2 separate regions of the Mus musculus genome follow, and region 2 is linked to region 1. The links are chromatin loops, found by intact Hi-C in ENCODE. Cell type or tissue: heart. All regions are shown on one strand. Each heading gives the region's core, and the rest is flanking DNA. Links, peaks and the distances in the headings are about the cores only. Region 1 overlaps Fgf14 (fibroblast growth factor 14). Region 2 has its middle 66 kb from the start of Fgf14.

What was found. A loop is a pair of places that touch in the nucleus more often than their neighbours do. Peaks named below come from ENCODE experiments on the same cell type or tissue, not always from the same donor. Only the 100,000 strongest peaks of a DNase experiment are listed, where the experiment ranks them.
Region 2: it touches region 1 in a loop (10-fold over the local background); 6 of 42 quality-filtered maps call a loop at or near these places.

What each region holds. Positions count from the first base shown.
Region 1 is chr14:124,409,791-124,412,598 of GRCm38, forward strand. All of the region lies in intron 1 of Fgf14 (fibroblast growth factor 14), which reads right to left. Among named protein-coding and RNA genes, the nearest start is that of Fgf14, 270 kb to the right of the region's middle. In heart, for the core only: a CTCF peak has its summit at 1,359 (motif pointing right); no DNase peak of the experiment used is centred there.
Region 2 is chr14:124,741,284-124,744,091 of GRCm38, forward strand. No RefSeq gene overlaps it. Among named protein-coding and RNA genes, the nearest start is that of Fgf14, 66 kb to the left of the region's middle. In heart, for the core only: a CTCF peak has its summit at 1,538 (motif pointing left); no DNase peak of the experiment used is centred there; H3K27ac peaks cover 1,268 bases.

The sequences.
Region 1 (2,808 bases), core at 180-2,679:
CAGGGATATCCATTGAACATAGTCTATCAAGTCTAGCTGCATATGTAGCCAAGGATGGCCTAGTCGGTCACCAATGGGAGGAAAGGCCCTTGGTCCTGTAAAGGTTCTATGCCCCAGTTTAGAGGAATACCAGGGTCAGGAAGTGGGAGTGGGTGGGTTGGGGATCAGGGGGAGGGGCAGAGGGAGAGGGTAGGGGATTTTCAGAGTGGAAACTAGAAAAAGGGATAACATTTGAAATGCAAAAAATATCTAATTAAAAAGAAAAAAAAGAAAAGCCACACCCTTAAAAGTATCAAATAGGAAAAAAAAAAAAAAGATTCTATAAGACCGGCACAAGGTTAGATGAGTCAATCCAGCTGAAGGTTCCTATAAACAAGCAAAAGAGTCAGAGACACCTCTACTCTCACTTTCAGGAGTCCCACAAGAACAACAAGCTTCACAACCATAAGTTATATGCAGAGAACCATGCTCAAATCCCTATAGACTCCATGGTTGTTGCTTCACTCTCTGTGAGCCACTATGACCACTGCTTAGTTGATTCTGTAGATCTTGTTATTTTGATCCCTGACTCTGCCCCCCTCCCCTCCCCCCCAAATCCATGGGGTTCTCCAAGCTCTGCCTAATGTTTGGCTATTTGTTCCTGTCAGTTGTTGGATAAAGCCTCTCTGATAATTATTGGACTAGGCACCCGTCTATGTCTGTGTAACTGGCAAAACTTCCAGTGGATGGACATCATCTCAACCACAAAACCTTTGATCTACCATTTATCCTGCCTGCAATAGGTGCTGGGTAATGGTTGTGCAGAACTTATGGGAGTGGCCAAGCAATAACTGCTCCAACTTGAGAAGCCAGCCATGAGAGGAAGCCCAAACCAGACACTGCCTGGATGGTGTAAACCAGAGGCTGAATAGCCCAGAGATAGAACCAAACACAACTGGTTAAAAAAAAAGCGAATGAAATGATTCCATGCAGCTTTGTAATGAGATCAAAGTAAATAGTAAGTTGATTGACAGCAGCAATTTAAGAGGTCTCAGAAAACAGATTTGTGGAAAATATAAATATTTTCTCCAAAGATTATCAAAAGATGGCTGGGCAAATGGGCCATTAAATTCATAAAAATACCTGCTTCTGCTACATAAAAACCTGAGCTGTTCAGGAGTCAGAAATTCATGTTTCAGTAGACATTCCAGTACATTCGAAAATTATTCTGAGTAAGCTCATATATACCTTTCTCTGTGCATATTTATGTTTAGCATTATTATTTAGGGATGTGGATGCTGAATCATTTTGTACCAAAAAGAGGGCTTGTGGTGTTCTCCAGGGTTTTTTGGCTTACTGAACACATTCCTGCTTCTACCACTAGAGGGCACAAATAAAGCTGGCTTGGAGAAAAACAGGCTTTGAAAATGACATTACTATTAGGGAGACTGAGTTTGTATACTTAGATGTGTGTGTTTTCTTTAAGTCAGAAGAAAAATCAAACATTCACACTTAAGCATGTATCTCTCTCAAACTCTCACAAAAATGTGTACATTTGAAAGGAGCAAGAAGCACAAATTACTCGTAAGAATGCAGAATATATTAAATAACAGAAGTTAAGTGATCAACAGAAACAGAAAAACATATAAAATACTGTCCCAGCTACAGTTTCCTTAAAAACATATTCCTATTTGTCTGGTCCTCAGTGAGAACTGTAGAGTCAATAGTTTTTGTTTTTTGTTTTTTGGTTTTTGTTTTGTTGTTGTTTTTTTTTTTTAGAGTAAGGTTTTTTACTTTATTGTAATGTTTTTTTCTGTACTTTACCTTAAACGTATTTTCACATTTCTTATTTGCACATACACATGTTTACATACACACAATATATTCTGAAGTTTAAACACTATGAGTACAATACAGATCATACATCCATATATAAGTCACAGAATAAACTAACTACACAGAAAAATAACAGGCAATTATAAGTCTTTAATATAGGACTCCATTTTAAATGCATTTTTAATTAAAAGAAAAACACAAGATATTAATAATATCTAAAACTTACTAAGTGTGTGCTCCATAATGCACATTGCTTTAAATGATTTCTTTTTATTTAGAGTAGATTATGTTAATGGATTTTTATTAGATATTTTCCTTATTTACATTTCAAATGTTATCCCCTTTCCTAGTTTCCCCTCCAAAAACCCCCATCCCACCCCCGTCCCCCCTGCTCACTAACCCACCCACTCCAGCCCCCATCCTGGCATTCCCCTACACTGGGGCATCAAGCCTCTCAGAGAATAGTTATGCTAGACTCCTGTCTGTAAGTATAACTGAGTATCGGTAATAGTGTCAGGGTTGGTTCTTGCCCATGGGATGGGTCTTAAGTTGGGCCAGTCATTGGTTGGTCATTCCCTTGGTCTCTGCTCCATTTTTGTCCCTGAGCTCTTGGAGGCAGGACACACTTGGGTTGAAGGTTTTGTAAATAGGTTGCTGTTCTTATCTCTCTCCTGAGAGTCCTGTCTGGCTATAGGACGTGACCACTTTAGGCTTCTTATCCCTCAATGCTAGGAGTCTCAACTAGAGTCACCCTCTTAGACTCACTCCATCCCAGATCTCTGGCCCATCTTAGAGATGATCCCCTCCCTGTCCCCTCCTTGTTATTTAGCTTCTGTGGGTCCCAGAAACTGAACCACCAATCAAAGAGCATATATTGGTATGGGGGAGGGGGAGGGGAGCCTTCTCCTCAGAAAAAAAAGAGGAAGGGTAATTGGGATGGGAGAAGAGTTTGCTAGTGGGCCTGGGGGGTGGAAAGCTGAATAAATAAATAAA
Region 2 (2,808 bases), core at 93-2,592, 330 kb after region 1:
AGAGAAAATACCCAAGGAGCTAAAGGGATCTGTAACCCTATAGGTGGAACAACATTATGAACTAACCAGTACCCCTGAGCTCTTGACTCTAGCTGCATATGTATCAAAAGATGGCCTAGTTGGCCATCACTGGAAAGAGAAGCCCATTGGACTTGCAAATTTTATATGCCCCAGTACAGGGGAATGCCAGGGCCAAAAAGTGGAAATGGGTGGGTAGGGGAGTGGGGGGGGAGTGTATGGGGGAACTTTTGGGATAGCATGGGAAATGTAAATGAGGAAAATACCTAATAAAAAAGAAAAAAGAAAAAAGAAAAAAAACACTATTTTCCATCTATGAAAATGAAGAGAATTTATATACATGTCTCTCCATTTTGTATTTAAGAACTGAATGTTCTCTATTTCATTGTCTGATATTGAGGTCCTTTAATAGTTCCCACACTTTGAAAAATCACTAGAAATCAAAATAAAATAAAACAGTTGGCCTAAAAAAAAAAAAAAAGAAAGAAAGAAAAATCTGGGCATCTCTTCCATATCCCAAAGGCCTCTTTCTCCAAATGTCCTCTCCCAAGAAAGGAGGCGCCTTGGGTGTCAGCCTCTTTGAGTGCCATTGCTCCCTCTTACTCTCTTATTCCAACCTTCTTTTCCAATTTTAACAAAATATAGCCATTGACAGCTGAAGACTTGAGTCCACCATGTCCTTTAAAACTGGTCTGTCAACTTCCTCAGCTGCAGAGCATCTATGCCTGGTTCACCAACTATAACACATCTGTCTCTTTAACAGCAATTCCCTGAGCCTGAGCCACAACAGTATTGTACTAGAGTCAGCAAGTTCTTCTTCAATTACAAAATCTTAACCTCCTTCCCTCTTCTCTTCCTCTGCCCCTGGCCTTCCCCCTTTCCCCTTCCCTGGGCATTTGGTAATATCTGTAAAGTTGGTTGCTTTTCTTTTCAACCCCTAAAATGTCAGCCACCTTTCTCTTTAAAAAGAAAAATAAATCCCAAGAGAAGAGTGTGGAGTTTTTAAGACACACACACACACACACAAAATCAGCTCTAAAAACAAACAACAATAATAAAACATAAAGGTTAGGGTTAGGGTGGGTAGGGGGTAGAAGAAAGGAATACATTCCATCCCTTATCCATTCTGGATTAGTAAACCAGCTCTCTTGCACACTCACCAAGAAAAATATTCTTTATGGCTGAGAGAGTTAAAAATAGATGAAGCTATCTTTAGTGCCTAACCCTGAGAAGCTGCACTAGCAGCAAGCAGAGGGGAACTCAGATAAGCAGTGTGTTAACTCCTGGAGGCCATTGGAGACAGATAGCTGGAGCTCCTGTGTGTTCTTTATATGTGTGTAGTAAGTGCTGGAGACTCTAACACAGACGTGTCCGGTAGAGGAGCTGAACCAGAGAGCAGTCATCAGACTTCCAAGCCAACAGAGGGTATAGTGAGAGGCTAGGATAAAGGGGTGAGGTCAAGAGGCCCACACCCTGGCTGAACCCCAGACAGCTGGTCAGCCTATGCTTCAACAGTGACACCCTGTGGCAGCAGCAGTGACAAGGATAATAGATTATGACATTCACTTCTGGTTTATTATTGCAAGGCTGTGGGCACTTCAGCTGAATGAGGGGCCAACATCCTCACACATTGTGTGGTTCATGTGTGCACATGTACATGTATGTAATTTTTATGTACATGTTTATGTGTGTGCCCACTGAAGGCCAGAGTTGCCAAGAATAAGATGTCAGATACAAGCAAGGAAAACCTTCAAAATTGTAAGAAAAGAATCATGCTAGAAAGCTGGTGCAGAGTGTAGAGTACCTGCCACAGGGCCTGCCAACCTGGGTTTGATCCACAGAACAGAAGATTCTGTATATTTACACACACACACACACACACACACACACACACACACACACACACACACACACAAAGAAAAATCAAAGGAAGGAAGGAAAGAAAGAAGAGAGAGAAAGGGAGAAAGAGAAAGAGAGAGAGAGAAAGAGAGAGAGAGAAAGAGAGAGAGAGAAAGAGAGAGAGAAAGAGAGAAAGAGAGAAGGAGAGAAGGAGAGAAGGAGAGAAGGAGAGAGAGAGAGAGAGAGAGAGAGAGAGAGAGAAAGAGAGAAAGAGAGAAAGAAAGAAAGAAAGAAAGAAAGAAAGAAAGAAAGAAAGAAAGAAAGAAAGAAAGAAAGAAAGAAAGAAAGAAAGAAAGAAAGAAAAAAGCTATAGAAGGGTTTAACTTGATTGGCTTGATTAGTAACAGAGACATAACTGTTTTGTATTGCTGGTGAACCCAAGCATGCTAACTAGATCTTAAAGTCGGATTGATAGAATACTTTTAAACACCCAAGATATTCATGTGTACCACTATTCCCTAAAAGTGAAGTCAGAACAAGGAACACTCCACACTGGAGGCCAGCTTTGGTTTTAGGTATGCTTCCTCCATTAAGAACCTGCATCTTTACAGTCTGATCTTCCATTCCATGACTATCAATAATGATGGGATACAGTACAGAGGTAATGATGTCATTATGTTGAAATTTTTCAGTTTCCATTATCCTTGAAACATAGGGCTTTGATGATTATGATTACCAGCATAAGATTTTCCCCTTAATATCACAGTTGGCAACACATCTGTTTTGTTTATACAATGAAAAATTTAGAGAAAGCTTCATTGTATGAAAATGATTAAATCACAGGGATGAATTCATGTTAAGAAATGCTATTAAAAATTTTAATTTTTTTTAAAAATGCTATGCAACACTTAAAATTGTTTGCAGTGACTTTTTTGATATTTTCTTTGTTTA